2 separate regions of the Homo sapiens genome follow, and region 2 is linked to region 1. A link is an interaction called in ENCODE POLR2A ChIA-PET data of the cell type or tissue named here. Cell type or tissue: MCF 10A. All regions are shown on one strand. Links, peaks and the distances in the headings refer to the core of each region. The heading gives the core; the rest is flanking DNA.

Region 1 (16,721 bases), core at 7,146-12,145:
CTCACACACAAGTCCATATTTTTTTCTTTAGAAACTGAAAATCTGACAATATTAGGCCTGTATTCCCACAAGGCCACAGTTGGCCAGAGCTGCCTTTTTTTTTTTTTAATTGTACTTTTTTTTAATATAAAGACAGGGTCTTGCTATGTTGGCCAGGTCGGTCTTGAACTCCCAGCCTCAAGCAATCCCCTGCCTCAGCCTCACAATAAATAATTATTTTTAATGGCAAAAACCATGATTACTTTCGCACCAACCTAACAAGATTACAAGCACGAGCCACCGTGCCCGACCCAGACCTGCCTTTTTAGATGGGACCTGTTTCTCCAGTTTAGGACATCCCCATCATGTCCTACTGTCCAGCCACTGTCCAACTGAGTGTCAGTTGACATTTAGCGTCACTTTTTTTTGTTTTATTTTGAGATAGAGTTTCCCTCTTGTTGCCCAGGCTGGAGTGCAATGGCGCAATTTCGGCTCACTGCAACCTCTGCCTCCTGGGTTCAAGCGATTCTCCTGCCTCAGCCTCCAGAGTAGCTGGAATTGCAGGTGCCCACCACCACACCCAGCTAATTTTCATATTTTTAATAGAGATGGGGTTTCACCATGTTAGCCAGGCTGGTCTCGAACTCCTGACCTCAGGTGATCCACTGCCTCGGCCTCCCAAAGTGCTGGGATTACAGGCGTGGGCCACCATGCCCGGCCTAGCGTCACTTTTGTGGAGTTGTTTTCTTAGAGTTGAGAGGAAAGTGAAATAATCTTACACCTACATTTCCATTAAAATGGGGACAGCAAAAGATAGACTTGAAATGGTAATGTATTAAAAAAAAAGAAAAATACAGATTTCTCTGAGGAGTAAAGACCACTCCAACTTATTAATAAGTACACAAGGTGTGTCCAGTCAATTTAACACCATTTTCTAGTAATCTGCTTGTTTCATTCATTTATCATCTAATCCTGGCCGCTGAAGACTCCTTGAGTTTTTTATCCTGACCTAAAGCATTAAGCCATAATCCCTTAACATGTCACAAAGCACCTTTCACTCTAATCAGCTGTTGTTTTGTTTTGTCTTATCTTGTCTCTAAACCATCACTGATCCCTTTCATTCATTCTAACCAAACAATCACTATGAACTATAGTAATAGTAGCTACAACTATTGAGTGCTTTCTGTCTACTAAAAATGATGCATTTCCCCATGCCGTGTGTTTACTACCCACTAAAGCATCTCACCAGCAGGAGGAGAGGTCTACAAAATCTCATGTGAAGCTTAAGAAAAATGTTCAGGGCTGGGTGCGGTGGCTCATGCCTGTAATCCCAGCACTTTGGGAGGCCGAGGTGGGCAGATTGCCTGAAGTCAGGGGTTCAAGACCAGCCTGGCCAACGTGGTGAAAACCCACCTCTACTAAAAATACAAAAATTAGCCAGGCGTGGTGGCAAGCTCTTGTAATCCCAGCTACTCAGGAGGCTGAGGAGAGAGAATTGTTTGAACCCAGGAGATGGAGGTTGCAGTGAGCCAAGATCGCGCCACTGCACTCCAGCCTGGGCGACAGAGCGAGACTCAGTCTCAAAAAGAAAACAAACAAACAAAAACAACAAAGAAAAATGCTTAATGTACACTTAGAACTTTGTACTTAACAGTTTTCTAAGCTCTTTCTACAATACCTCTAAAAGACATGTTCTGTCCATCCTATGCTATAGTTGAGGGCACTCAGGCCCAGAAGAGTTAAGGAATTACTGAGGTCACATGGTTAGAGAGAGGCTCAGCCAGCAATTGAATTGAAGCTTATCTTAATATCAATGATCTTGACCTCAGTTCCTCTCTAACGTGTTGCTTAGTCCTCAGTGCTCTTCTCTGCCACTATCTGCATTAAACTTTTACCAGTTCTCAGTGACTCAGCTCAAATATGTCCTCCTACATAAAGTCTTCCCCGATTCACCCTCCACTTCTTCAAACGTAACATTCATCCCACAAATATTTTTGAGTTCCTCTGCGAGATAATATATGTAAAGAGCTTAGAGCATAGTAAGGGGAGGGAAAATCAGGTATAATTCCTATTACCTGTTAACACTGTATTGTAATTATTTCACCATGAATGGCACGCAGAGTCTGGAAGGAAAGAAGTGTGATCAAAGAATGCTGGACCTATTCATACTTAGGTCTCAACTACAATAACAGAGAGACGGGCTCTCCAAAACAAAGAGTTTATTGCAAGGAATTGCAATTCATGATACTTGTGCCATGGCAGAGCCATATGGGTCCACCAAAAGAGACTGGGGCAAAGGAAAGCTTTTTTAAAAAAAAAAAGACAAATCCAGGTAATTTGCTTTCAAAGACCATTGGTCACAGGGGCTTGTTGCAGGAGTTGGTATTAACTTATTGATGGATACACCCATTGTTAGGAAAATGTCTTTGTGCAGCAACTTGTTTGCAATGTTGTGGTTTTGAGGAGTTCTTTGGATATCTCTGTCATAGGTATACGTGCATGAGGGCCCTTCCTTTATGGCCTCCTGGCTCCATCTTTTTCGTGTTTTACATAAGTGACTTCATTTAGGTACTGGCAACTTTCACAAAGGACAATAGAAAGTTATTTTGCAAGCTGTATGAAAATAAACCAAAACCTCTTTTAGCAGAGTATCAGAGGGTTTTATCTAGAAATATGGAAGTCTGAATGAATATATTAAAATATTTGAATAGGGTAATGACCTAGAAAAGAGCCTGGAGAGACAATTGAAATTAGAATAGGATAAGAAATGAGCAATAAATAAGAACCCAAGAGAGGGCTAAATAAATAAGTTGTCTTGAGAGGGAGCCTTATAGAAGCAGAGTGTTCTGGAAAATGCCAAGCGCAAAGATTTTGAAATTACAATGAACTCTGTTTTACACTTTTATGAACTGAAGATTTTAAAAAATCTTATTGCTGCTGGGCAAGGTGGCTTATGCCTGTAATCCCAGCACTTTGGGAGGCCGAGGTGGGTGGATCACTGTGGATCACTGATCACAGATGGAGTTCAAGACCAGCCTAGCCAACATGATGAAACCATGTCTTTACTAAAACTACAAAAATTAGCCAGGCACAGTGCCAGGCACCTGTAATCCCAGCTACTCGGGAGGCTGAAGTAGGAGAATTGCTTGAACCCGGGAGGCGGAGGTTGCAGTTAACAGAGATCGCACCACTGCACTCGAGCCTAGGCAACGGAGTGAGATCCTGTGTCAAAAAAAAAAAAAAAAAAAAACTTATTGCATTGGACGTTGTAGGAATTCAGCTACATGCGAGAAGCCATGTGAACGCCTGATTCTTTGCCTGTCATTTGGTAGGCTCATTCACAGTGTTAGTTCCTCCCCACCAACCCTTCTCTCCTAAATGCTGGTATTCAGCCTATTTTATTTATTTATTTTTGGTAATAGTTTTATTGAGATATAATTGACATACAACTCACCCATTTGAAACATACAATTCAATGGTTTTTAAGATATTCACAGAGTTGTCAATATTAGAACATTTCCATCACCTCAAAAAGAAATCACTTACCACTTACCTATGATCCTGACACCCTATGCTTTCTAGCCTTAGGCAATCACAAACCTAATTTCTATCTCTATAGATATGCCTATTCTGGACATTTTATATAGATAGAATCATATAATATTAGGATTTTTGTGACTGGCTTCTTGTATGTAGCATAATGTTTTCAAGGTTCATCCATGCTGTGGTATGTATCAGTAATTCTCTACAAAAAATAAAAAGAAAACTTTGCTTTTTCTGGTCAAATAATATTCCATTGTATGGCTATCTTATATTTTGTTTATTCATTATTTGATAAATATTTTGGGTGCTTCCACCTTTTGACTATTATGAATAATGCTGCTCTGAAAGAACATTCACATACACATTTTTGTTGAATACCTCTTTTCACTTCTCTTGGGTGTATTCCCAATAATAGTGGAATTATTGGGTCAAGCCAGCCTGTTGTTTAAAAATCCCTTCTTCACTATGCAGTCTAGACTGCCATTGTTTGAAAATGCAAAACTTTTCTTGCCCCTCAGAGGCCAAATTCCTCAGTAGCTCCTCATTATCTAAAGAATTAACTCCACATTCCTTAAAATTAAAATGATCCAGAAAAGTCTTCCAGATTTGGCTCCTGGCCCACTGTCTATCTTATTTTCTGCTAATTTGACTCCTACACCCAACACCCAAGAGAAATTGAAATCTCCAAGCACAAGCAAAATCTGTAGCCGGACTTGGAACTGTATGCCCATTTCTGCCTCTTACCATTTTACCTCCCAATTTTCTAAACTATATTATAGAGCTAATAATACCCACCCTAACTTCTGTCCTTGAGCTTCCTCACCTGTACCATCCTTATCTATATTATATGATAATAAAACCTACATTGCAGAGTTGCTGATAAGGTTAAATTAGGCACAGCATATAAAAGGTCTGGTGCATTGTCCATATTCAATAGATATTATTATTATTGTTATTGTTATGCCTCCATATGTTTGCAAGTGCTGTTTTTCCAATTAGAAATTGGAATGCCTTCCCACCTTTTCTGCAAATTAAATTTCTTCAAGTCTCAGCTCGAATGTCACCTACCCTATATCAGAAATTGTGTGTGTGTGTGTTTTGGGTTTTGTTTTTTGTTTTTAATTTAGCGAGACTTACTATGTTCCTGGTGCTAGCCTAAGCACTTTCAAAAATATTAGTTTATTTATTTCTCATGACAACCCTATGGGCTAGGTATTGTTATTGTTTTTATAAATGATAGAAGGATATGTATTTTGCCCAGATCACCCAGCTAGTAAGTGGCAGATGCAGTCTTGTTAGCAGGAAGAACTTATGAGAGGTACCTTTCCTCCATCTTTTAAAAAACATTTTATTTAATAATCTTATGCCATTTAGGCCAGGTGTGGTGGCTCATGCCTGCAATTCCAGCACTTTGGGAGGCTGAGGCAGGAGGATTGCTTGAACTCAGGAGGTAGAAGTTGCAGTGAGCCAAGATTGTGCTGCTGCACTCCAGCCTGGGTGACAGAGCAAGACTCCATCTCAAAAAAAAAAGAGAGTCGTTTCTTGAAGCAGACTACCTGTATCCTCATCTCAAATCCTCTCCTTACCCCAACTCCATGAGCATAGGAAGACGCCCATGCCTTACCCTTTCACTGCTCTTTGTGTGTAAACTGGGACCACTAACAGAACCTAGACCATGAGGCTGTTGTGACACTTAAGTAAGATAATGTATGCAAGGCACTAAACACAATTCTGGGAATAGTAAACTATTGTTTTTGTGGTTGTTCAAAGAAACACTAACAGGAAGTGGAGCCATTCAAATAAAGTCTGGTGCAAAGATCAGCCTTTGCACATACATCTCTGACAAGGGATTTCTGAGCCAGAGACTATTCGTTCTTCAAATCTCACCTCCCCTGGGAGCCTTACCAAAAATTCTCAGCCTGTTGCACACCCCTTCTCTGCCATCAAGTAACCTCCACACAATACACCCTTCAAAGCCCTTGCTTCACTGTGCTGTAATCATTAGATTAACTGTCCATTTCTTCCACTGGCCTATGCGTCTTTGAGAGTATATTCAACATCTCACCCAGTGTCTGGCCTAAATGCATGAATGAATGGGTATATGAATAAATGAGTGAATGAAATGGCAGTGTGAAGGGGAAAGATCATAAAAGTATCATCTTGTTCATCTGGTTTAAGACCAGTTCTAGTAGCGCAAAAAGACTTGTGAGCCAGGTGCAGTGGCTCATGCCTCTAATCTCAGCACTTTGAAGGCCAAGGCAGGAGGATCACTTGAGTCCAGGAGTTCCAGACCAGCCTGGCCAACATGGCGAAACCCCACTTCTACTGAAAATATAAAAATTAACTGGGCATGGTGGTGCATGCCTGCAGTCCCAGCTACTTTGGGAGGCTGAGGCAGGAGAATTGTTTGAACCCAGGAGACAGAGGTTGCAGTGAGCCAAGATCATGCCCCTGCACTCCAGCCTGGGTGACAGAGAGAGACTCGATCTCAAAAGAAAAAAAAAAATTTAGCTGGACATGGTGTCTCATGCCTGTGATCCCACCTACTTGGGAGGCTGAGGTGGGAGGATGGCTTTAATACAGACAGGAGGCAGGGAAATACTGGGTAGAAGAGAGCAGTTCCCCAGCAAAAGTTCCACCCTCAAGCCTGGAAACCTGCAGCCCTAAATGGGAACAGGCATTCCTGTTTTCACGCCCAAATGTTGCCTTTTCAGAGACCACTCTCACCTGTCACACCCCTATCCTGTGCCCATATAAACCCAAGATCCACTGGTAGAGCAGCAGGGCCATGCAGAAGAGAAGAGAAGAGGAGAGAAGAGAAGAGAAGAAGCAACTAAATGTTGAGAGGAGTTCAGCTGGGGACAGTCGGAGAGATCAGTTGTGGGAGGGCCAAACTCCAGGGAAGAATATTTTCCCACTCCATCCCCTGTCTGCTGAGGGCCACCTCCATCACTCAATAAAATCCCTGCATTCACCATCCTTTAAGTCTATGTAACCTGATTCTTCCTGGACACCGGACAAGAACCCAGGTACCAAGAGGGCAGGGTGTAAAAGGCTGTCACCCTGACTCTCCTCTGATCTGGTTAACATTTAGCCATCCACAGACAGCAAAGCTAAAAGAGCATTTTAACACTCCTAGACAGTGCTGTGAGGCCAGAGCCCAAAAGCACTTGCCCCGGCTCACCTGCATGCTACCGCTCCCATAAGGGGTTTGAGTGCACAGCAGCGAGTAAATGAGCCATCCCCTTCACAAGGGTCCTGTGAAGGGATCAAAGGAATTCTCCCATCTCAGCTTGAGCCTAGGTTGTTGAGGCTGCAGTGAGCCATGATCATGCCACTGCACTCCAGCTTGTGTGACAGCATGAGACCCTGTCTCTAAAAAAAAGAAGAAAAAAAAAAGACATGTGAATCTTCATGTATTCTGCATTACCAGCCTTGTAGTTTGTAAAAGGCAGTTGTCCAAAGAAGAACCATGAAGAGTTTAAACCTAATAGCTATGGATACACGTGGCAAAACTTCACTTAAGAAATAAGGTCACATTTTTGTTTCCCACACTACACATTTTTAAAAAGCAATAACAATGCAGGGGAAATTTATGTAATATAATACAAGTTGTCATTTCACAATATCAGCCATTTCACATCACACACCTCTATTTGTGATTAAATTAATCTATTTTTCTTCTCTCTCTCAACATGGCAGATCTTTGATGGAAAGGTCTAGGAAGTGGTTGTGGTTAAACTAAAGGAGAAGATAGAGTAACAGAAAAAGAGAGAGAGAGAGAGGCAAACCAAAATGTTCCCTCAGGAACCTGAGGCTATCCCTGTCTGCAGCTCAGGCTTAGGCAATTATATGGTTTGGCTGGGTCCCCACCAAAATCTTAACTTGAATTGTATCTTCCAGATCTCCCATGTGTTGTGGGAGAGACCCAGGGGGAGGTAATTGAATCATGGAGGCCAGTCTTTCCCATGCTATTCTCATGATAGTGAATAAGTCTCATGAGATCTGATGGGTTTATCAGGGATTTCCACTTTTGCTTCTTCCTCATTTTCTCTTGCTGCTGCCATGTAAGAAGAGCCTTTCGCCTCCTGCCATGATTCTGAGGCCTCCCCAGCCATGTGCAACTGTAAGTCCAGTTAAACCTTTTTTTTGTTCCCAGCTTCAGGTGTGTCCTTAGCAGCAGCATGAAAACAAACTAATACAGCAAATTGGTACCAGGAGTGGGGCATTGCTGAAAAGATACCTGAAAATGTGGAAGCAACTTTGGAACTGGATAACAGGCAGAGATTGGAACAGTTTGCAAGGCTCAGAAGAAGAAAGGAAAATGTGGGAAGTTCCTTGAGACTTGTTGAATGGCTTTGCCCAAAATGCTGATAGCTATATGGACAATAAGGTCCAGGCTGAGATCTCAGATGCAGATGAGGAGCTTGTTGGCAACTGGAGTAAAAGTGACTCTTGTTATGTTTTAGCAAAGAGACTGGTAGCATTTTGCCCCTGCCCTAGAGATTTGTGGAACTTTGAACTTGAGAGAGATGATTTAGGGTATCTGATGGAAGAAATTTCTAAGCAGCAAAGCATTCAAGATGTAATTTGGGTGCTGTTAAAGGCATTCAGTTTTATCAGGGAAGCAGAGCATAAAAGTTTGGAAAATTTGCAGCATGACTCTGTGATAGCAAAGAAAACCCCATTTTCTGGGGAGAAATTCAAGCCAGCTGCAGAAATTTGCATAAGTAGCAAGTAGCCTAATGTCAATCCCCAAGACCATGGGGAAAATGTCTCCAGGCCATGTCAGAGAACTTCCTGGCAGCCCCTCCCATCACAGACCTGGAGGTTCAGGAGGAAAAGTGGTTTCATGGGCTGGGACCAGAGTCCCCATGCTGTGTGCAGCCTAGGAACTTGATGCCCTGTACCCAGCCACTCCAGCTATGGCTGAAAAAGGCCAACATATAGCTTGGGCTGTGGCTTCAGAGGGTGGAAGCACCAAGGCCTGGCAGTGTCCATGTGGTGTTGAGTGTGCAGGTGCACAGAAGTCAAGAATTCAGGTTTGGGAGCCTCCACCTAGATTTCAGAAGATGTATGGAAATACCTGGATGCCCAGGCATAAGTTTGCTGCAGGGGCAGAGCCCTCATGAAGAACCTCTGCTAGGGCAGTGTGGAAGGGAAATGTGGGGTTGGAGCCCCCACAAAGAGTCCCTACTGGGCACCACCTAGTAGAGCTATGACAAGAGGGCCTCCATCCTCCAGACCCCAGAATGGCAGATTCACTGACAGCTTGCACTGTGTGCCTAGAAAAGCTGCAGAGACTCAACGACAGCCCATAAAAGCAGCTGGGAGGGAAGCTCTACCCTGCAAAGCCACAGGGGCAGAACTGCCCAAGACCATGGGAACCCACCTCTTGAATCAACGTGACCTGGATGTGAGACCTGGAGTCGAAGGAGATCATCTTGGAGCTTTAAAATTTGACTGCCTCGCTGGATTTTAGACTTTCATGGGCCCTGTAACCCCTTTGTTTTGGCCAATTTCTCCCATTTGGAATGGCTGTATTTACCCCATACCTGTACCCCCATTGTATCTAGGAAGTAACTAGCTTGCTTTTGATTTTACAGGCTCATAGACTGAAGGGACTTGCCTTGTCTCAGATGAGACTTTGGACTGTGGGCATTTGGGTTAATGCTGAAATGAGTTAAGACTGGAGGACTGTTGGGAAGGCATCATTGGTTTAGAAATGTGAGGACATGAGATTTGGGGGAGCCAGGGGAGAAATGATATGGTTTGGCTCTATCACCTCCGAAATCTCAACCTGAATTGTATCTCCCAGAATTCCCACGTGTGTAGGAGGGACCCTGGAGCAGGTAATTGAATGATGGCGGCCAGTCTGTCCCATGCTATTCTTGTGATAGTGAATAAGTCTCACAAGATCTGATGGGTTTATCAGGGGTTCCCACTTTTGCTTCTTCCTCATTTTCTTTTGCTGCTGCCATGTAGGAAGAGCTTTTCACCTCCCACCATGATTTTGAGGCCTCCCCCAGCTGTGTGGAACTGTAAGTCCAATTAAACCTTTTTTTGTTCCCAGTTTTGGGTATGTCTTTATCAGCAGCATGAAAATAAACTAATACGGGACAGTTCTGGCTGCTACTCCATGGAATCTGCTAGACCCTCTTTCACTCTTTCTGACATTGGTAGTGAAAGGACTTTTCCAGCCACCTAGAGATTTATGACAATAACTTCATATTCAGGTGCACTGGAGAGAGAATTTTAGGAGGAGTTGAAGGTATAGCTCTTAACTGGCAGTTCAGAATTTGATGACACATATTTTAAAGAAGTCTCTTTTGCATTTGGCAACAACATGTGTCTTTTGTTGCGTCTCACAGTTGAGAATTCTTTGACCTTCACTTTTTCTGTAATCTCCACACCTTATCCCTCCTCCATTAGCAAAGCTCTCCCAAGTCTAAGAAACCCTGAGTGATCCCAAGAGAAACAATGGAATGCCTTTAGGTGACTTGAAAAAGAGGGAATCATTTAACTTAACTTCCAGCTCCTCAGAGACATAGACAGGCTATTAGAAATAAGTACCAAGTGAATAATGGCTCTATGTCTAAATAGAAATGAACTGCCTATCATCTATGGATCACCAGGGTCAGACCATCTTGTGCTTCTCGCTGAAGAATAGCCCTGAAGATAGTGAAAGTTCATTGAATTGGTTTATGATGTAACCCTAAGGAATATTTTGATTGGGTCTGCTTGGGTCTTGTGCCCACCTCTAGAACAATAACTGGGTTCAGGGATGGGGTGCTTAGATTGCCCCACCTGGGTCAAATGCCCACTCCATACCTGTGGTTAAGGAGAAGAGAGAGAGAAAGACAGAGAGAAAGAAAGGCAGCCCCATGACTGGTAGGGTATACTTGCAATAAAGGGGTTTCCCACATTTCCCCAAAGGAGCAGTGGGATGCAGTTGAAACTGTCCCTATGAACTTTATAAATTAGTCAGGGAAAAAGGGAAGGAGAGAAAGGAAAGTAAACTCAGCTTGCAGCATACTCAGCATTAATCATGAGGCAGCTCACTCTGTGACCCGCTTCCTCGTAGCTGTTTGCTGCCAGTTGCCTCAGAATCACAGACCATCACAAGATTATAGCTCCCCCAACTGCTATACGGGTAACAAATTGAACGTTACAAAATACTAAGTTTTCCAGGCCGGGTGCGGTGGCTCATGCCTATAATCCCAGCACTTTGGGAGGCCAAGGCAGGAGCATCACAAGGTCAGGAGTTCAAGACCAGCCTGGCCAATATGGTGAAACCCCATCTCTACTGAAAATACAAAAATTAGCCAGGTGTGGTGGCGGGCACCTGTAGTCCCAGCTACTTGGGAGGCTGAGGCAGGAGAATCATTTGAACCTGGGAGGTGGAGGTTGCAGTGAGCCAAGATCGTGCCACTGCACTCCAGCCTAGGAGACAAAGGGACACTCTGTCTCAAAAATAAAAACGAAAAAAAAAAAGAAAAAAGAAAAAAATATTAAGTTTTCCAATTGAGATATTCTTTCAGGTCCTACATACTGATATAACTGCTGACGTCAACTGGTGTGAGGGACCCCACAAAGACCTGACTCACCAAAGAATGCAGTTTTGATATCCTGATTATTTCATCCCTCTTATCCCAACCAATCAATGACCCCAATTCTCCAACCCTTCGCCCTCTACGATCCCCTTAAAAACTCCAGCCCAGAACTCCTCGGGGAGATACATGTGAGGATCCCCTCCCATCTCCTTGCTCGGTGACTTGTGATCATTAAATTCTATTTTTTGCTGCAACCCCTGCTGTCTCAGTGTACTGGTGTGTCCTGCACAGTGGGCATATGAACCCGTTGGTCCTATAACACAGTTACCAGAAGAGGAAAGGCAAAAACAACAAATGTCCACTTTGATATAGCAAGAAATAAGATTATAAGCTCTGCTTTTCCATTTTTTTTTTCCCTACTGATGTTGCAAACTAAATCCCTTATGTCACTAATTTGCTTATCTCCCCATATCTCTTCTTTTGCTTTGGAAAATTTTTCTTTCACTGTCATTTCAAGTCTCCTCTCAAACCCTAACATTTAATCTAAATCTCTTTACATCTAATCTCTTGCCTGTTATTTTATCTCCAGTAATCCCATTTTTTTTTCTTCCTCCACATCCTGAGTGAAACTCCAATTTTGAAAACTCAAAGTGATGAGAAAGTGGCCTCAAATACATGACAGTTTATAAATCATCAGACTTTATAACAGATATCTCTTCCAAAGCTCTTTCTCAAGATACTTAAGTAAGTATAAGAGATCTCCACATAACCTAATTGAGAAAGACTCTGGCTAGTTGACCTGGCTGAGAAGAATCTACTGCCTGAGAGCCTATCACACTCAAAGAACATGAACCAGAGATGGTCAGGCTGGGGGTGGCATGCAGTTTGTAAAGTAGCCAGTTTGTCAAAGTTCTCTTTTCCCTTTCTCATTTGCCTGCTTAGAGCCATAAAACTTTCTCAGCACCATAAGACAGAGCAAAAAATTAAAAGAAAAAAAAACGATAAAACTTTCAAGCTGGAGGAGACTTTACTGACTATATTATCCAATCTCTTCATTTCATAATAGGGAAACTGAGGCCCAGAAAGGTGAAGGGATTTGTCCAAGTGTGACAGTTAATTTTATATTTCAATTTAACTTGGCTACAGGATGCCCAGATAAGGTTAAACATTATTTCTAGCTGTATCTGTGAGGTGTTTCTGGAAGAGACTAGCATTTGAATTGGTGAACTGAGTAAAGTAGATGGCCTCCTGCCATGTAGGTGGACATCATCCAATCCATTAAGGGGCCAAGTAGAACAAAAAAGTGAAATTCACTCTCTGTCTGGATGCTTGTGTTAGAAAATTGATTTTCTCCCACCATTGGCATCCTTGGCTCTCAGGCCTTCAGACCAAGACTGAATTTGCTGAATTTACCCCGTTAGCTCTCTATTTCTTTTTTTTTTTTTTTTTTTTTTTGAGACAGAGTCTTGCTTTGTCACCCAGGATGGAGTGCTGGAGTGCAGTGGTGCAATCTTGGCTCACCGCAACCTCCGCCTCCCGAGTTCAAGCGATTCTCCTGCCTCAGCCTCCCGAGTAGCTGGGACTACAGGCGCATGTCACCACGCCTGGTTAATTCTTGAATTTTTAGTACAGACAGTTTCACTATGTTGGCCAGGCTGGTCTTGAACTCTTGACCTCAGTTAATCCATCTGCCTTGGCCTCCCAGAGTGCTGGGAGGTGTAAGTTACCACACCTGGCCAACTCTCTAGATCTTGGGCCTTCAAACTACACCACTGTCTTTCCTGGGTCTCCAGCTTGTAGATGGTAGATCATGGGGCCTCTCAGTCTCTACCATCATGTAAGCCAATACCTTACAATAAATCTCTCTCTCTCTCTCTTTTTTTTTTTTTTTTTGAGACACAGTTTCACTCTGTCGCCCAGGCTGGAGTGCAATGGCACAATCTCGGCTCACTGCAGCCCTCTGCCTCCCAAGCTCAAGCAATTCTCATGCCTCAGCCTCCCCAGTAGCTGAGATTACAGGCACATGCCACCATGCCCAGCTAATTTTTGTATTTTTAGCAGAGACGGGGTTTCACCACGTCGGCCAGGCTGGTCTTGAACTCCTGACCTCAGGTGATCCACCTGCCTCGGCCGCCCAAAGTGCTGGAATTACAGGTGTGAGCCACCACGCCTGGCATGAATCTCTTTATATATCACACTGGTTCTCTTTCTCTGGAGAACCCCAACTAATATACCAGGATTCCCCAGCAAGTTAATGGCAGGACTGGGAAAGAACTCAGGCCTTCTGACAGGAGGCCTAGTACTCTTTCCACTGCCACACTTTTCTTTTTCAAGGTATTTGTCTTCTGGGACTAGTGTGGTGGCTCACGTCTGTAATCCCAGCAATTTAGGAGGCTTAGATGGGTGGATTGCTTGACCCCAGGAGTTCGACACCAGCCTGGGCAACATGATGAAACCCAGCCTCTACAAAAAAAAAAAAAAAAAAAAAAAAAAAAAAGGCAAAAATTAGCTGGGCATGGTGGTGCATGCCTGTAGTCCCAGCTACTCAGGAGGCTGACGTGGGAGAATTGCTTGGGCCCAGAAGGTGGAGGTTGCAGTGAGCTGAGATTGCACCACCGCACTCCAGTCTGGGTGACAGAGCAGCACACTGTCTCAACAACAATAAAAAGATATTCGTCTTCTAACAGGCAGCTATAATGACTCCTTCCAAGTCTTGCTTTGTATGCATTTGAGACTAGTAAGCCTTCTTCACTCCGTCCTTCTCTTCCTTCTTTCCCTTCTTCCATTCGTTTTCTACCTTGTTATATATAAAGTATAAAATTCAACAAAATAATTAATACAAGATAGGAAGGACCGAGGTGGGAAGATAACTTGAGGTCAGGAGTTTGGGGCTGCAGTAAGCCACGATTGTGCCAGCGCACTCCAGCCTGGGTGACAGAGTGAGAACCCAACTCAAAAAATTAACTAATTAAAAAATAAGGTAACAGTATAAGAAGAAGGGCAATGAGGTTAAAAATATGTATTATATAAAGGTAAACACTTGCCACAAGGACAAGTCACAGATTTGCCTCCAAGTTCTAACAATGAAGATGTGGATCAGTTTCCTTCCTTCTTTCCTTTCTCTTTCTTTGTTTCTTTCCTTTTTCCTCTCTCTCTTTATTTTTTTCTTCTCTGTCCTTCCTTTCTTTTGACAAAATCCACTTTGTCACCAAGGCTGGAGTGCAGTGGCACAATCATGGTTCACTGCAGCCTTGACCTCCCGGGCTCAAGCAATCCTCCCACCTCAGCCTCCCACCTAAGCCTGAGTGGGACTACCGGCTTGCGCCACCACACCCAGCTAATTTTTTTTTTTTTTTTTGAGATGGTGTCTCGCTCTGTCGTCCAGGCTGGAGTGCAGTGGCGCGATCTCCGCTCACTGCAAGCTCCGCCTCCCGGGTTCATGCCGTTCTCCTGCCTCAGCCTCCTGAGTAGCTGGGACTACAGACGCCCACCACCATGCCCGGCTAATTTTTTGTATTTTTAGTAGAGACGGGGTTTCACCGTGTTAGCCAAGATGGTCTCGATCTCCTGACCTCGTGATCTGCCTGCCTCGGCCTCCCAAAGTGCTGGGATTACAGGCGTGAGCCACTGCGCCTGGCCTAATTTTTTTTTCTTTGTAGAGATGGGATCTCCCTGTGTTACCCAGGCTGACGGCATTCTTTATAATAGATCAATTACTCAAGATGACACAATTCTTCTTAATACTGAAACAAGATGGAAAGAATCTTCAGAAGTTCGATATAATAAAAAATATTTGAGGCTTTTTTTTTTCCATTTAAATTACCTGGCCTGGAACAGGCTGAAAAGATAGTCCTTAGGAGTTAATTGGTGTTCACTGTTATAAGCTCACATTACAAGGTGTTAAAATGGCCTCCTAAACCTTACACAACAGTCAACTCTCTGCTCATCTGAAGCCCCAGTCATGGTCTCTCTCTGATGCCTCTGATGGTGAAGGCTGGATCACGGTTGGAAAAGGCAGCCCACTGGGGCCCATGCCTTTCTTGAGGCCTCATCTATAGTTTGGACCCAACATATCAGAGGGATAGCAAAAGAGGGCCTGCGTATTTCTTTGTAATTCAAGTATCAAATTTTAAAAGTGGGTTCATTCATCATTAGATATTTTCCATGCATCTTTTCTTTTCTATTAACATAAATAAGGAGTAAATGCAACTTCCCAACAGTCAGTTCATTAAAACACATATACATAAGTAGAGAACAAAAGAGATCTCAGTAATTAAAATAAAAGTAGCATCTAGGTTTCCCTTCATATGCGCATTGCCCAGTTGTCCTCTAGGGGCACTAAGGTCTTAAAAGCAACAAGGGGAAATCTGCTTTCATAATCAAATAGAGTTCTTCAGGTTTTCATACGTAGTGCAAACAAATCTTTGTACTATTGAATACTTTTGCGTATCGAATGTGTATAGAGAAAGTATATTGGAATACATCAGAAATAAAGAAAGCACAAGAAAGATAGAAGCTCATGATCTAGTCCATCTCCTTTCCCAGAGAGGCCCTGAGTCCCCAGGGGCCAAGACAAAGTAATTCCCTCGACCTCAATTGCTCTGTGTCTCTCACTATCTTTATTTATTTATTTATTTATTTATTTATTTATTTATTTATTTATTTTGAGGCGGAGTTTCACTCTTGTTGCGCAGGCTAGAGTGCAATGGTGCGATCTCGGCTCACGGCAACCTCCGCCTCCCAAGTTCAAACAATTTTCCTTCCTCAGCTTCCCGAGTAGCTGGGATTACAGGCATGCCTCACCATGCCTGGCTAATTTTTTTTGTATTTTTAGTAGAGACAGGGTTTCACCATGTTGGCCAGGCTGGCCTCGAACTCCTGACCTCAGGTGATCCACCCGCCTCAACCTCCCAAAGTGCTGGGATTACAGGTGTGAGCCACCACGCCTGCTCCTGTCACTCACTATCAAAGTGAAATTCTTAACTTGGCCAGGCACGGTGGCTCATGCCTATAATCCCAACACTTCAGGAGGCCGAGGCGGGTGGATCACCTGAGGTCAGGAGTTCAAAACTAGCCTGGCCAACATGGTGAAACCCCATCTCTACTAAAAATATGAAAATTAGCTGGGCTGAGGCAAGAGAATTGCTTGAACCTGGGAGGTGGAGTTTGCAGTGAGGCAAGATCATGCCACTCCACTGCAGCCTGAGAGACAGAGTGAAACTCCATCTAAAAAAAAAAAGAGGCTAGGCATGGTGCCTCACGCCTGTAATCCCAGCACTTTGGGAGGCTGAGGCGGGCAGATCACCTGAGGTCGGGAGTTCAAGACCCTGACAAACATGGAAAAATACCATCTCTACTAAAAATACAAAATTAGCCAGGTGTGGTGGCACATGCCTGTAATCCCAGCCACTCGGGAGACTGAAGCAGGAGAATCACTTGAACCCAGGAGGCAGAGGTTGTGGTGAGCCGAGATCGCACCATTGCACTCCAGCCTGAGCAAAACTCCATCTCAGAAAAAAAAAAAAAAAAAGAAAGAAAGAAATTTTTAACTCACAAACTTCAGGTTTCTGGCAGAAACTGTTTTCAGTGTTGAAAGCACTTGCTTACAGTGTTGTGAAAACTCCAGGGTAAAACTGGACTTTTTTT
Region 2 (16,721 bases), core at 4,525-9,524, 70 kb before region 1:
TGGAGGCGAAGCTTGCAGTGAGCCAAGAACACATCTCTGCACTCCAGCCTGGGCTACAGAGTGAGACCCCATTTCAAAAAAAAGTAAACATGAATTCATTCATCTAGAGATCTCCAAAATCCCTCAGATGATTCCACCCAGAATTTTCTTGGATTTATTCTAAACCCTCCCAGGAAGAACTTCAATCAGAAATCGCAAATGGTGTGCCTGTGCCATGTCCCAAGTGTCTGTGATCCAAAACCTCCTCCAGGTTCTGCTGTCCTTGGGGAGTTTCCCCTTGGCAACTCCCAAGCAGGAGTTGCCTGATGGACCAGAGGAGAAGAGGACCCATCAACCCAAAGCCTTTATCTCTTTCTTCTAACATCTCTTTCTGTTTTCCGCCTTTCCCTTTAGATTTCAAAGGCCACGGTTGGTCTTTGAGGTTCAAAACCAAGCTATATTTACAGTATTTACAAGCAATGCATCCAACAGACTACCTCGAGGCTATGACTCATAAGACAAGGCTTCCTCTCTATAGGAAGCCACTATCCCAGATGCCAAAGAAGCTTGGCTGACACCGTTTCCCAAGGGAACACCTGCTCTCTATCCAAGCCCCACTGCTTTTTGTCCTGGGCCTCGGGCTCTGCCTCCGCCTCTGCCTGGTTAAGCTCGTTCAGGTACAGAAAGACCTGCTTGTTAGGGGCCAGCCGGTTCCTCTTGGTGTTGACCATTTGGCTGCGGAGCCAAAGAGATGCTCCAGCACAACGCAGGTGGCCAAGCACCTTCTAAAACTTGAAGTCCCTCATCTCCTCCACCACCTGGGCATGCCCTTCCTCCTGGTCCTCCAGGCCGCTGGTCTGGCGGCAGATCTCAGCCAGCATGCTGTTGATCATGCAGGAGGGCTGAGGCACCGACGTCCCCGTGAGCTTCTTCACGGGACGTTTTTCCGGCAAAGGGTAGATCTTGCATTGGCCAGCCGGTAGCTGCCGTCTTTGACGTTGTCCAGGAGGCCTTGGCCCCTGACCACAGAGTTCTCCATCTGCTGCCTCTCGAAGACAAGCAGGAAGGGCAGCCTCTTGTAGCGTGGGTCCAGGAAGATGGTGACATTTGGAAACATGCCCATTTCAGGCGTCTCCTAGCAGGTCTTGTAGAGCTCCTTGGCAATCACCCTCTTGGCCATGGGGATCTCCTTGGAGTCAGTCTCCTTGTTGTTGAACGTGGTATTTAGCAGCATGTGAAACAGCAGTTTCACTGTGCTGATGGTGGGATACTTCAAGGCAGACAGTATCTTGGCCACTTGCTTGCAGAGCTGCAGGAATTCCACCAGCCCCTGGATGGTGGACCACTTGGTAGCCTCCAACATCAGGTTGTGATTGTTGCTGTCTTCAGATACACCAGGGATGACGCACTGCTGCTCTTTGAGCGGCTGCAGCATGGCCAGTATGCTTCCCCACCAGGAGATGATTGCTCACCAGCATGCAGTGTCCCTGTTTTGCTGTGTCTGCTTCTCCACAAGAGCATGTCAAAGGCCATGGTGGGCTGCTGGAAGTAGTCCACCGGTGGACAGCACCAAGAGAGCAGGCTCTCCAGTTTAGGGAGCTGGAAAGCCTGCTGATGCCAGCATAGGAGGTCTGCACAAGTAAGGCATTTGAACAGCAATGTTGAGCAAGGGGCACACCTTCATGATGTCCTTGCCATAGTCGGTGGTGGCCCTGCACTCCTTGATGTTGATGCCCCATTTGATGAAGAGCACCGGCATGATGGTTTCCGCTGTGTTCTTTTCGAGCACCTCAAATGTCTTCAGGCACCGGAACCCACATACAGGCTGTCGGGGGAGCTAACACCGAGGAACTGGACAGCCAATATCACCAAGACTCGATTCTGGTTCTCACTCCTCCACTTGCCCCTGGAGATGCCACACCAAAAGGCGTTGGCTGGCTTCTTCAGGATCACCTCTCTGACCCTCCATGCTTCTCAGGGATGGCCTTGGTGGAGATGTACTTCCTGCTCAGGAGCTGGTACCTGGGGTCGGCCAGCACCTTGAAAGTGGGCTCGTCCTCACTGGATATCCTTGCCCCTTGCATATGAGCCCAAGGACGTGGCCATCAGTTCCTGCTACTGCTTGCTCTCATCACTGTGGCCAGCCTTTGTGGCCAGTGGGTCCTGCGACAACTGCTGGGATGACTTGGGCTTCGGTTTGGAGGAGGTGGGAGTGAAGGCTTCCCACATCTGCTGGGTGACTGTAAAACTCTTAGAGGTCATCTCCTTCAGGTGGCAGGACAGGTTGGAGGTGTTTCAGAATAGGTGATCTGCACCAGGCAGATGCAGCAGATTTTATTCCATGGCAAGACTCATGACTTGGTATCGGTGTCCAAGCTGCAATACTTCCACATCTTGCCATGGGTGTAGAGGTGGGCCTGTAACTTCAGGTCTATCTGGGAGATTTCCAGGCCTTTATTCTCTGTTGCTTCTCCACAAGACCCTGCCTGCTGAACTTCCACTCACTCGTGGGGACCCGGCTCTGGGAAGGCACCACCCCTCCTCAGGCAGCTCCTCAGGCAGCTGTGCCACAATCACCAGGGCACCAGCTATGTAGACGTGCAGGGCCATCCCAGGCAGACAGCAAAAACCATCTTTATTATTCTGGACATTTCAATCTATGAACATTGTATGTCTCTCCATGTATTTATTTAATAAATAACCTTATTTTTTTTAATTGACAGAAAAAATTATATGTATCATGTACACCACGATGTTTTGAAGTATATATGCATTATGGAATGAGTAGATCTAGCCAATCAGCATATTTATTACCTCACATAGTTAAGATTTTTGTAGTCAAAAACTAATTTTTCAAATGGCTCTTTGTATTTTTTTATAGTGTTCTTGTTGAAAAGATTTTCAAGTGCCTGGAATTCTCAAAACACTGAATATATTATCTAACAGAGAAAATTGGCACGGAACTTGTCACATCATGAAATTAAAACTGAGATTTCCTTGGGTGCCATGTGTACTTGTCTTGACTCATCACTTTCATAATTTTTGGTACCATTGCCGTTCACTGAATCCTGTTATCCAAGGATTTGGGAATGAAATAGAAGCCTGCTATTGCTCAGTTCCGCACGCTGTGGTTATATTTTCCAAAGTGTTAACAAAAACGTTTCTCAAGAATGATAAAATCAAAACTAAAAGAGAATCTCCCGTTCTCTGGGTTTAGACTATAAATACCTGAGATAATAGCTCTTTGGGGGAAAAGCAGTCATTTTAATATACATAAACAGTCAAAAGCTAAAAGAGAGGGTAAAACTCATTTAGTTCAATTCATGTATTACAAAGAAGAAAAAAAGACCCAAAGATGTTATTTGTCTGAGATCACCCATTACAGTGGCTATTATTAAATTATCTGGTTCCATACAAAAACATTTCCCATAAATACTCTCTAGTATGAGTGGCCTTGTTCACTATCATCTTAGTCTTAACAATACAAGTATTTTCTATTTTTTTGGTTGCTTTTACTTTAGAAAAAAAAAAAGCAGGGAAGAGCCCTGACCATTTGAGAATCTATTAAATGTATTAATAGTTTCTATTTTTTTTATTTGGCTGCTTTATTTTAGCTAAGGCTTATCTTACTTCATTTTATCTACAAGTAAGGCAACTGTGACTGGATTGACCCTGTTGGGTGGGCTGAACTACTACTCCATACTCAGAGTGAAATAAAATCACAGCACTTTATTGCAACCCTACTCCAAAATGCACTGTCAGTTAATGTAGTTTTCTTAAATACATCTTTAAATGTATCTCCTCTCTAGTTCTTAGTTTTTCTCTCATAATTCAGTCTTCAGATTTTTCTTCTCTTTGTATCCACATCTGGCATCTCTGTGTTAGTTACTAAGCTATTGTCTCTCAGCTTCAAACCTTCTCTTCTAGCTCTGTGATGCTGGGACTAGGATTCTGCAAACACTTTTCTCCTTTACCATCTGTTTTCCTGTTAAGTTCTTCTGGTAGAAGAAACTAGAGGGAGACAAGAAAGCAGGAGGAGGGAGAAGGAATTCACAATTTTCTATTTGCTTTCTATTATTCTCTGGTCACCACAGAAATGCATCCTCACCCCAGAAGCACAGCTGGTTGCAGAAGCAAATGATTCCAGATTCTAGCTTTTTTCCACCTATTAGAACTAGCCTCATAATGATACCTATCACAAGCCAAGAGATAACAGCACAAGCCAAGCAGCTCTAACAGTGCCTCTCCTTCAAGCGCATAAGCTTTTGAGAACCCCAGTCTTTTCTCTTGGTTCTACCACTACTATGGAATGCAAGCTGCTTCCTGCAGTTACTCTCTGTGTTATCTGAATTCCCTCCAATACCCTTTTAACCAGTTCCACCCCCCAGCCTTTTTTTTCTGAGATGGAGTTTCACTCTGTCACTCAGGCTGGAGTGCAGTGGCAGGATCTTGGCTCACTGCAACCTCCACCTCCCAGATTCAAGCGATTCTCCTGCCTCAGCCTCCCAAGTAGCTGGGATTACAGGCACCCACCACCACTCCAGGCATTTTTTTTTTTTTGTATTTTTAGTAGAGATGGAGTTCACCATGCTGGCCAGGCTAGTTTCAAACTCCTGACCTCAAGTGATCTGCCCGCCTCATCGTCCCAAAGTGCTAGGATTACAGGCGTAGCCACTGCACCTGGCTCAATTCCCTATGTTAAACTTCCTTGTTAAAATAATTGTTATGGTTTCTCCTTTCCTTATTGGACCCTGAGTAACACATACTCTACATCCATTCTATTGATTCAGGTCTTTTCCTCACCTCTCTCTTGCCTTCCAAACCCCACTTAGTAAAATGTTAAAGGAAGCATTCGCCCATGATTCTTTTTTCTCCTACCCTGAAGTTTGCTTGTACACCCATAATTCTTCAAGCATGTCCTTGTGAGCTTCAATTCACCCTGTTCCATCCCTTTTTTCTTTCCGTGTTAAATGATGAAGAGAAAAATCCTGCTCAAAGAGAGTAAGTTCAAGATAGTCTTGGTTCTAAAAAGAGAAGCTGAAAACCTGCTATCTTTTGATTGGCTGTCAAGACTCTTCATCAAAGCAGATGTCCCAGACTAATTTCAACAATTCTTCATCTTAAATTCAAGACTTTAAAAAACCTTCACAGACTTGCAGAAGCCTTTCATCTGAGGAACTCAGAAAATCACAGATTGAACATCCCCCATAAAGAAGAAAGGGAAATAAGTCCAAAATGTAGCCCAGACTATGACATTCTTTGAGGACAATTCTGTATGAACTAAAACTGCAGCCTGTGGACAACTGCTTGAGCCCAGGAGTTTGAGACCAGCCTGGGCAACATAGTTGGACCCCGTCTCTACAAAAAATTAAAAATTTAAAGATTAGTTGGGTGCGGTGGTGCACATCTGTAGTCCCAGCTACTCAGGAGGCTGAAGCAGGAGGATTGCTTAAGCCTGAGAGGTCAAGCCTGCAGTGAGCTATGATCTCGCCACTGTACTCCAGCCTGGGTAACAGAGCGATGTTCCTTTAATTCCAGAGAAGTTGCTAATTTTCTGTAAAAACTCCTTTATGAGAAATGATATTCATGTGGAAAGAATATTCTCTTTATACCCTGATGTGTTATTAATTTCACATCTCTGGGATAAAGCCAGATCATCAGAAAGATTTATGCTTAGAATATCCTCTACATCCCCGGCTACTCTTACTGATATAAGCTCTGATATAATGCTTTAGCTTTTGAAAAATCACCTGATCAGAAAATTTGATTAACATTCTCTTATATAAAACAATTTGACTAGGCTGGGCGCGGTGGCTCACGCCTGTAATCACAGCACTTTGGGAGGCCGAGGCAGGTGGATCACTTGAGGTCAGGAGTTCAAGACCAGGCCTGGCATGGTGGCTCATGCCTATAATCCCAGCACTTTGAGAGGCCAAGGCGGGTAGAAAACCTGAGGTCAGGAGTTCAAGACCAGCCTGGCCAACATGGTGAAACCCCGTCTCTACTCAAAATGCAAAAATTAGCCAGGCGTGGTAAGCAGGCACCTGTAATCCCAGCTACTCAGGATATTGAGGCAGGAGAATCGCTTGAACCCTTGAACCTGGGAGGTCGCAGTGAGCCGAAATCACGCCACTGCACTCCAGCCTGGGTGACAGAGCAAGACTTCCTTCTCAAAAAAAAAATAAAAAAAAAAGAATGTTCAGAGAAAGACTTACTGATCCTGAATGCTGGCTCCCCAAATTATCACTATGACAACCTGTCGAAAAGACAAAGCTGAGCTTATATTGATCTTGGGAAGGGAGTACTCCCTCCACAGAATCTTAGAGCATCTCAGAAGAGGGAGAACAAAGTCAGGATATTTACTGGGACTCTAAGTCAGTTTAAGACAGATCTTATCCGATATCAGTGCTTAATTAACACTCTGTAAGGATTATGACTTAATAGTTTAAGATTCGTGGTCACAGCAAAGTGAAGATGTAAAGGCAAGGTTTTCAAAGAGTCTTGGGTTCAAGCAGTCTTGGGGTTTCAACTGTAGTTTTGATATGGCTCCCATGACTGGAGGAACAAATTGATGCTTTTCATGAAGAGTTGATGGCCTTTTGGGACATTGCTGAAATGAATGATAATGTTATTCACAACTTTTATCTTCTTCAGCAAGAGTTTCCTAGAATAGTAAAGCTATGTTGATGAAACCTAGAATAACAAAGGCCTGTAAATATACACAGTAAGCTATGTGGGTGTATACAGTTTCGGTTCTCACTGACAAAACGAAATTTGAGCTCATTCTCAAAGGAGTGAGGGAATGAGTCATGCCAACATTTGAAAGCAGAGTTCCAAGCCAGGCCCAAGTCCAACTTTTGCAGGGCCTGTGGCAAGGTTATAGATGAATGCCTACTATATGCCCAAATATTTAAGTGTTGGAAATCAAGTTAGCAAACCTTTTTTTCTTAGAGATGGGGTCTCACTATGTTGACCAGGCTGGTCTCGAACTCCTGGCCTCAAAGAATCCTCCCATCTCAGCCTCACAAATGCTGGGATTACAGGCATGAGCCACTGTGCCTGGCCTAGTAAACTCTTAAATAAAATGTTAGCCAGGTGGGGTGGCATGCGCCTCTAGTGCCCCCTACTCCAGAAGCTAAGGCAGGAGGATCCCTTGGGCCCAGAAGTTCGAGGCTACAGTAAGCTATGTTCGTTCCACTGCACTCCAGCCAGGATGACAGAGCAAAACTCCGACTCTAAAACAAAGCAAAACAAAACAAAACAAAACAAAATGCCCAATCAACACCCTCCAATAAAACAAAATAAACTGGTTACTTTAAAAATAAATAAATAAATAAAATGTTTTAGGTGCCTACCTTGATAAATATAACTTTATAGTGACTAAGTAAAAAAACATGTAAAGTTATGCTTTTTATGTGCCTGAAAAACATCAAAGACAACTAATATATTCACACGTGTGTATATCTGAGTATTCTATTGATGTGTAGTTGAATAATAAAATAAGGACACATACACCATATAAATCATTTTATAGTATACTTATTTCATAAAATTTTATTTCTTTGCCTTCATTTGAGGAAAATCATGAATTCAATTGTTATAATAAAGATTTTCACATATTTTGTTTTTATATTGACAACAGTGATCTAAAGATACACTGTCCTATACGGTACACACTGAGCATTTGAAGTGTGAGGCCTGTCCAAACTGAGATGTATTATGAGTGTAAAATACATACTTATTCCAAGGCTTAATATTTTTAAAAAAGTAAACTATCTCATTAATAATTTTATACTGAATACATATTTAAATGGTAATGATTTTAATATACTAGTAAATAGAATATATTATTAAAATTAATTTTACTTTTTTTACTTCTTTCATGTGACTATTAGAACATTTAGAATTACAATGTGGCTCACGTTTGTGACTCATGTTATATTTCTTTTTTTTCAGCTTTATTGAGGTATAATTGACAAAGAAAAATTATATCTATTTAACGTGTTCAACTTGTTGATTTGATGTACATATACTTTGTGTAATAATTACCAAAATCAAATTAATTAACACATCCATCACCATATATATGTACTCTGTGTGTGTGTGTGTGTGTGTGATAAGAACACTTAAGGCATACTCTCTGGCAAATTTTAAGTAAACAATACAGTATTATTAACTGTAGCTATCATGCTGTACAATAGATCCCCAAAATTTACTCATGTTATAAATGAAAGTTTGTAACCTTTGACCAACATCTCCCATTTCCCCCACCCCACAACAGCTGGTAGTCACTGCTCTACTCTCTTCTTCAATGAGTTGGACTTTTTTAGATTCTGCATATAAATGAGATCATACAATATTTGAGTCTGAGTCTGGCTTGTTTCACTTAACATAATGTCCTCCAAGTTCATTCATGTTGTCAAAAATGGCAGGATTTACTCCTTTTTAAGCCTGACTAATATTTCACAGTGTATGTGTGTGTGTGTGTGTGATTTTCTTTATCCATTTAACTGCCAATTAACACTTAGATTGTTTCCATATCTATTGTGAATTATACTGAAATGAACAAGCAGGTGCAGATATCACTTCGAGATACTGATTTTATTTCCTTTTTGTCTGTTTTTTTAGGGATGAGGTCTCTCTCTTTCACCCAGGTTGGAGTGCAGTGGCACAATCATAGCTCACTACAGCCTCAAACTCCTGGGCTCAAGTGATCCTCATGCCTCAGCCTTCCAAAGTGCTGAGATTAGAGGAATAAGCCACCATGCCTTGCCTCTATTTTTAATTTTTTCAGAACTCTCCATAGTTTTTTGCCTAATGGCTATACCAATTTACATTCCTATCAACAGTGGACAAAGGTTTCCTTTTCTCCACACCTTCATCAACACTTGTTGCCTCTCACCTTTTTGATAATAGCTATCCTAAACAGGTGTGAGGTGATGTCTCATTGTGGTTTTGATTTGCATTTTCCTGATGATTAGTGACGTTGAGCACCTTTTCATAAGTTGTCCATTCGTATGTTTTCCTTGGAAAAATGTATTTTAGGTCCTTTGCCCATCTTTTAATCAGCTTTTTTGGGTTTTTGTTTTGTTTTGTTGCTATTGAGTTGTATGAATTTCTTATATATTTCGGATATTAGCCAGATTAATGGTTTGCAAATATTTTCTCTCAGTCTGTAGATTATCTTTTCATTTGGTTATTTTCTTTGCTGTGTAGAAGCTTTTCAGTTTGATGTAGCTCCATGTGTTTTTGTTGTTATTGTTGTTGTTGTTTGGGGGGTTTTGTTGAGAAGGAGTTTCACTCTTGTTGCCTAGGCTGGAGTGCAATGGCACAGTCTTGGCTCACTGCAACCTCTACCTCCAGGGTTCAAGCAATCCCCACACCTCTGCCTCTCGAGTAGCTGGGACTATAGGTGCCTACCACCACATCTGGTTAATTTTTTTTTTTTGTAGAGATAGCAGTCTCACTATGTTGCCCAGGCTGGTCTCAAACTCCTGGGCTCAAGTGATCCTCTCACCTCAGCCTTCCTAAGTCCCAGGATTACAGGCATGAGTCACTGCACCTGGCTAAATTTTTAATTACATGAAATTGTAATTATTAAAATTAATTAATTTTAATGTTTTAAATTTTAAATTAAATTTTTTTAATTTTAAAAAATTTGGGCTACCCTCTTTGGGTCCCCTCCCTTTGTATGGGAGCTCTGTTTCCACTCTATTAAATCTTGCAACTGCACTCACTTCTGGTCCGTGTTTGTTATGGCTCAAGCTGAGCTTTTGCTCGCCGTCCACCACTGCTGTTTGCCACCTTTGCAGACCCACCGCTGACTTCCATCCCTCCGAATCCGGCAGGGTGTCTGCTGTGCTCCTGAGCCAGCGAGGTGCCCATTGCCACTCCTGATCAGGCTAGAGGCTTGCCATTGTTGCTGCATGGCTAAGTGCCTGGGTTCGTCCTAATCGAGCTGAACACTAGTCACTGGGTTCCACGGTTCTCTTCCATGACCCACGGCTTCTAATAGAGCTATAACACTCACCACGTGGCCCCAGATTCTATTCCTTGGAATCGGTAAGGCCAAGAACCCCAGGTCAGAGAACACGAGGCTTGCCGCCACCTTGGAAGCGGCCTGCCACCATCTTGGGAGCTCTAGGAGCAAGGACCCCCCAGTAACATTTTGGTGACCACAAAGGGACCTCCAAAAGCGATGGGAAACGTTCCCCCCGAGGCAAAAATGCCCCTAAGATGTATTCTGGAGAATTGGGACCAATTTGACCCTCAGACGCTAAGAAAGAAATGACTTATATTCTTCTGCAGTACCGCCTGGCCACGATATCCTCTTCAAGGGGGAGAAACCTGGCCTCCTGAGGGAAGTATAAATTATAATACCATCTTACAGCTAGAACTCTTTTGTAGAAAAGAAGGCAAATGGAGTGAAGTGCCATATGTACAAAATTTCTTTTCATTAAGAGACAACTTGCAATTTTGTAAGAAGTGTGATTTATGCCCTACAGGAAGCCCTCAGAGCCTACCTCCCTACCCCAGCGTCTCTCCGACTCCTTCTCCAACTAATAAGGACCCCCCTTCAACCCAAATGGTCCAAAAAGAGATAGACAAAGGGGTAGACAATGAACCAAAGAGTGCCAAAATTCCCCGATTATGCCCCCTCCAAGCAGTGGGAGGAGGAGAATTTGGCCCAGCCAGAGTGCATGTACCTTTTTCTCTCTCAGACTTAAAGCAAATTAAAATAGACCTAGGTAAATTCTCAGATAACCCTGATGGCTATATTGATGTTTTACAAGGGTTAGGACAATCCTTTGATCCGACATGGAGAGATACAATGTTACTGCTAAATCAGACACTAACCCTGAATGAGAGAAGTGCCGCCATAACTGCAGCCCGAGAGTTTGGCGATCTCTGGTATCTCAGTCAGGTCAATGATAGGATGACAAGAGAGGAAAGAGAATAATTCCCCACAGGCCGGCAGGCAGTTCCCAATGTAGACCCTCACTGGGACACAGAATCAGAACATGGAGATTGGTGCCACAGACATTTGCTAACTTGTGTGCTAGAAGGACTAAGGAAAACTAGGAAGAAGCCTGTGAATTATTGAATGATGTCCACTACAACACAGGGAAAGGAAGAAAATCCTACTGCCTTTCTAGAGAGACTAAGGGAGGCATTGAGGAAGCATACCTCCCTGCCACCTGACTCTATTGAAGGCCAACTAATCTTAAAAGATAAGTTTATCACTCAGTCAGCTGCAGACATTAGAAAAAAACTTCAAAAGTCCGTCTTAGGCTCGGAACAAAACTTAGAAACCCTATTGAACTTGGCAACCTCGGTTTTTTATAATAGAGATCAGGAGGAGCAGGCAGAATGGGACAAACGGGATTAAAAAAAAAAGGCCACCGCTTTAGTCATGGCCCTCAGGCAAGCGGACTATGGAGGCTCTGGAAAAGGGAAAAGCTGAGAAAATTGAATGCCTAATAGGGTTTGCTTCCAGTGCGGTCTACAAGGACACTTTAAAAAAGATTGTCCAAGTAGAAGTAAGCCACCCCTTGTCCATGCCCCTTATGGCATGGGAATCACTGGAAGGCCCACTGCCCCAGGGGATGAAGGTCCTCTGAGTCAGAAGCCACTAACCAGATGATCCAGCAGCAGGACTGAGGGTGCCCGGGGCAAGCGCCAGCCCATGCCATCACCCTCACAGAGCCCCGGGTATGCTTGACCATTGAAGGCCAGGAGGTTAACTGTCTCTGGGACACTGGTGTAGCCTTCTCAGTCTTACTTTCCTGTCCCAGACAACTGTCCTCCAGATCTGTCACTATCCGAGGGGTCCTAGGACAGCCAGTCACTAGATACTTCTCCCAGCCACTAAGTTGTGAGTGGGGAGCTTTACTCTTTTCACATGCTTTTCTAATTATGCCTGAAAGCCCCACTCCCTTGTTAGGGAGACACATTCTAGCAAAAGCAGGGGCCATTATACAACTGAACATAGGAGAAGGAACACCTGTTTGTTGTCCCCTGCTTGAGGAAGGAATTAATCCTGAAGTCTGGGCAACAGAAGGACAATATGGACCAGCAAAGAATGCCCATCCTGTTCAAGTTAAACTAAAGGATTCCGCCTTCTTTCCCTACCGAAGGCAGTACCCCCTTAGACCGGAGGCCCAACAAGGACTCCAAAAGATTGTTAAGGACCTAAAAGCCTAAGGCCTAGTAAAACCATGCAATAGCCCCTGCAATACTCCAATTTTAGGAGTACAGAAACCCAACGGACAGTGGAGGTTAGTGCAAGATCTCAGGATTATCAATGAGGCCGTTGTCCCTCTATACCCAGCTGTACCTAACCCTTATACTCTGCTTTCTCAAATACCAGAGGAAGCAGAATGGTTTACAGTCCTGGATATTAAGGATGCCTTTTTCTGCATCCCTGTACATCCTGACTCTCAATTCTTGTTTGCCTTTGAAGATCCTTCGAATGCAACATCTCAACTCACCTGGACTTTTTTACCCCAAGGGTTCAGGGATAGCCCCCATCTATTTGGCCAGGCATTAGCCCAAGACTTGAGCCAATTCTCATACCTGGACACTCTTCTCCTTTGGTATGTGGATGATTTACTTTTAGCTTCCTGTTCAGAAACCTTGTGCCATCAAGCCACCCAAGCACTCTTAAATTTCCTCGCTACCTGTGGCTACAAGGTTTCCAAACCAAAGACCCAGCTCTGCTCACAGCAGTTTAAATACTTGGGGCTAAAATTATCCAAAGGCACCAGGGCCCTCAGTGAGGAACATATCAAGCCTATACTGGCTTATCCTCATCCCCAAATCCTAAAGCAACTAAGAGAGTTCCTTGGCATAACAGGTTTCTGCTGAATATGGATTCCCAGGTATGGCAAAATAGCCAGACCATTATATACGCTAATTAAGGAAACTCAGAAAGCCAATACCCATTTAGTAAGATGGATACCTGAAGCAGAAGCAGCTTTCCAGGCCCTAAAGAGGGCCCTAACCCAAGCCCCAGTGTTAAGCTTGCCAACAGGGCAAGACTTTACTTCGTATGTCACAGAAAAAACAGGAAATAGCTCTAGGAGTCCTTACACAAGTCTGAGGGATGAGCTTGCAACCCATGGCATACCTGAGTAAGGAAATTGATGTAGTGGCAAAGGGTTGGCCTCATTGTTTATGGGTAGTGGCGGCAGTAGCAGTCTTAGCATCTGAAGCAGTTAAAATGATACAGGGAAGAGATCTTACTGTGTGGACATCTCATGATGTGAATGGCATACTCACTGCTAAAGGAGACTTGTGGCTGTCAGACAACCATTTACTTAAATATCAGGCTGTATTACTTGAAGGGCCAGTGCAGCAACTGCGCAGTTGTGCAGCTCTTAACCCAGCCACATTTCTTCCAGACAATGAAGATAGAACATAACTGCCAACAAGTAATTTCTCAAACCTAGGCCGCTCGAGGGAACCTTTTAGAGGTTCCCTTAACTGATCCCGACCTCAACTTGTATACTGATGGAAGTTCCTTTGTAGAAAAAGGACTTTGAAAAGTGGGGTATGCAGTGCTCAGTGATAATGGAATACTTGAAAATAATCCCCTCACTCCAGGAACCAGCGCTCAGCTGGCAGAACTAATAGCCCTCACTCGGGCACTAGAATTAGGAGAAGGAAAAAGGGTAAATACACATACAGATTCTAAGTATGTTTACCTAGTCCTCCGTGCCCACGCAGCAATATGGAGAGAAAGGGAATGCTTAACTTCTGAGGGAACACCTATCAAACATCAGGAAGTTATTAGGAGATTATTATTGGCTATACAGAAACCTAAAGAGGTGGCAGTCTTACACTGCTGGGGTGGTCAGAAAGAAAAGGAAAGGGAAATAAAAGGGAACTGCCAAGCGGATATTGAAGCCAAAAGAGCCGCAAGGCAGGACCCTCCATTAGAAATGCTTATAGAAGGACCCCTAGTATGGGGTAATCCCCTCCGGGAAACCAAGCCCCAATACTTAGAAAAAGAAATAGAATGGGGAACCTCACGAGGACATAGTTTCCTCCCCTCAGGATGGCTAGCCACCGAAGAAGGAAAAATACTTTTGCCTGCAGCTAACCAATGGAAATTACTTAAAACCCTTCACCAAACCTTTCACTTAGACATTGATAGCACCCATCAGATGGCCAAATCATTATTTACTGGACCAGGCCTTTTCAAAACTATCAAGCAGCTAGTCAGGGCCTGTGAAGTGTGCCGAAGAAATAATCCCATGCCTTATCACCAAGCTCCTTCAGGAGAACAAAGAACAGGCCATTACCCAGGAGAAGACTGGCAACTAGATTTTACCCACATGCCCAAATCTCAGGGATTTCAGTATCTACTAGTTTGGGTAGATACTTTCACTGGTTGGGCAGAGACCTTCCCCTGTAAGACAGAAAAGTCCCAAGAGGTAATAAAGGCATTAGTTCATGAAATAATTCCCAGATTCAGACTTCCCTGAGGCTTACAGAGTGACAATGGCCCTGCTTTCAAGGCTACAGTAACCCAGGAGTATCCCAGGTGTTAGGTATACAATATCACTTACACTGCGCCTGGAGGCAGTCCTCAGGGAAGGCCGAGAAACTGAATGAAACACTCAAACGACATCTAAAAAAAGCTAACCCAGGAAAACCACCTCACATGGCCTGCTCTGTTGCCTATAGCCTTACTAAGAATCCAAAACTCTCCCCAAAAAGCAGGACTTAGCCCATACGAAATGCTATATGGATAGCCCTTCCTAACCAATGACCTTGTGCTTGACTGAGAGAGAGCCAACTTAGTTGCAGACATCACCTCCTTATCCAAATATCAACAAGTTCTTAAAACATTACAAGGAGCCTGTCCCCGAGAAGAGGGGAAGGAACTATTCCACCCTGGTGACATGGTATTAGTCAAGTCCCTTCCCTCTAATTCTCATTGCCTAGATATATCCTGGGAAGGACCCTACCCAGTCATTTTATCTACCCCAACCGCAGTAAAAGTGGCTGGAGTGGAGTCTTGGATACATCACACTCGAGTCAAACCCTGGATACTACCAAAGGAACCTGAAAATCCAGGAAACAACGCTAGCAATTCCTTTGAACCTCTAGAGGATCTGCGCCTGCTCTTCAAGCGACAACCGGGAGGAAAGTAACTAAAATCATAAATCCCATGGCCCTCCCTTATCATATTTTTCTCTTTACTGTTCTCTTACCCTCCTTCACTTGCAACTACTACTGCAACTGCAAAAAAAAAAAAATTTAAATTAAGAAGAATTAGTTTTAATTCTTATTAAATTTCTAAGAAAAACATATTCACAATTCCAGATTTCAATGTCCATCTCAGCAGTTTTACTTCCTACCACAGACTATCATTTTTCTTTCCCTTCATCAACATGAAGATCACTTTGTGATTCCTTCAATATGAGCTGGTATTATTTATTCCAACCCTGTGTAATGTCTTTTTTGCTCATTTTACTTTATAGACATTTCTCCCTCTAAAGTCTGAAATAATTTTCTATTAAATAAGTCGAATGACCTCTTTGTGGCTTTCTTACCACTCCACCTTTCTGCAGCATTCAGCTGAGTTAAACTCACTCCTTTGAAAATATCTCCCCAATCTATGACACTCTGATGTCCTCATTTTCTTCCTACCACTAGCCCCCAATCTTCAGACAACCCTCTAAAATTGGCATTTGATGAAGTTCCCCTAAGTCCTTTTAAAACCTCACTGTCCTTCTGGAGAAGGTTTCAGCTGCTGTTTATTTGCAGTGACTCACAACCTGTATCTCACTAACAAGTTCCAAATACAACTTTATTTTTCTTCACAAATTTGTGTGTCATTCCTGTGCAGGGGCCATGCCAATTTTCTTTGTATCGTTCCAACTTTAGTATATGCACTGCTGAAGTGAGCACCCAAATATAAATTTTTAACTCAACATTACCAATCCGTTCTTGCTTCTGAAAAACCAGCTCTCTTTCCTATATTCTCTGTCTAACTAAACTAATGGCAAAAGAATCCTTTCAGTGACTCAGGCTGGAGGCAGGTGGAACACCTGCCTTTCCCTTACTTCCCATATCTAATCAATAGTCTCACCCTGTCGATCCTATCTACCCAGTGATACTGGACTCCTTTGCATTCATTCCCAGGGCTCTTGTTCGGTTTCTCCTAAATGGGCTATCGCTTTTTAATCTTGGTCAATTTGATAGGATAAAAAATGGTATCTCTTCATTGTTTTAATTTTAACTTCCTGACTTGCTAGTTATATGTTGTAACCTATCTCATTTCTTCTCTGCCCAGTTTTACTCTAGTTTTTGCTGTGATATCCAGAATTTAAGTAAGTGTAATCTGACAGCACCTTGCCTTGCCTGCTTTGGAGCTTCCCTGGTGTCACGTAAAGAGATGCCTGTGGGAAGCTGCAGGCCACTGATACGTGTACAAAACTGGAATTGCAAGGTATTAATCCCCATAAGAAAACCTTTAAGAAGTGGGCACAAAGGGGGTTAAGTGTTTTCTTTTTTTAAGACAGGGTGTCACTCTGTTTCCCAGGCTGAAATGCAGTGGGGTGGTCATAGCTCACTGCAGCCTCAAACCGTTATCCTCAAGCAATCCTTCCACCTCAGCCTCCTGCGCATGTGGGACTATAGGCACGCATAGCCATGCCCAGCCAACTTGATAAGTGTTTTCATAACCTTCCCTCAACAAACAATATTAAGGTGCCTTTTCACCTATATTG

The links. ChIA-PET counts read pairs that join two places held together with the same protein. Peaks named below come from ENCODE experiments on the same cell type or tissue, not always from the same donor. Only the 100,000 strongest peaks of a DNase experiment are listed, where the experiment ranks them.
Region 2: POLR2A ChIA-PET joins it to region 1 with 5 read pairs; 2 of 35 experiments call an interaction of 5 or more read pairs at or near these places.

Annotation. Positions count from the first base shown.
Region 1 is chr4:110,210,152-110,226,872 of GRCh38, reverse strand. No RefSeq gene overlaps it. Among named protein-coding and RNA genes, the nearest start is that of ELOVL6, 20 kb to the right of the region's middle. RefSeq lists a silencer at 15,306-15,600. In MCF 10A, for the core only: no CTCF peak of the experiment used is centred there; no DNase peak of the experiment used is centred there.
Region 2 is chr4:110,277,364-110,294,084 of GRCh38, reverse strand. It overlaps the pseudogene ZBED1P1 and the pseudogene RNU6-205P. Among named protein-coding and RNA genes, the nearest start is that of ELOVL6, 87 kb to the right of the region's middle. RefSeq lists an enhancer at 6,726-6,815. In MCF 10A, for the core only: no CTCF peak of the experiment used is centred there; a DNase peak (open chromatin) is centred at 6,774.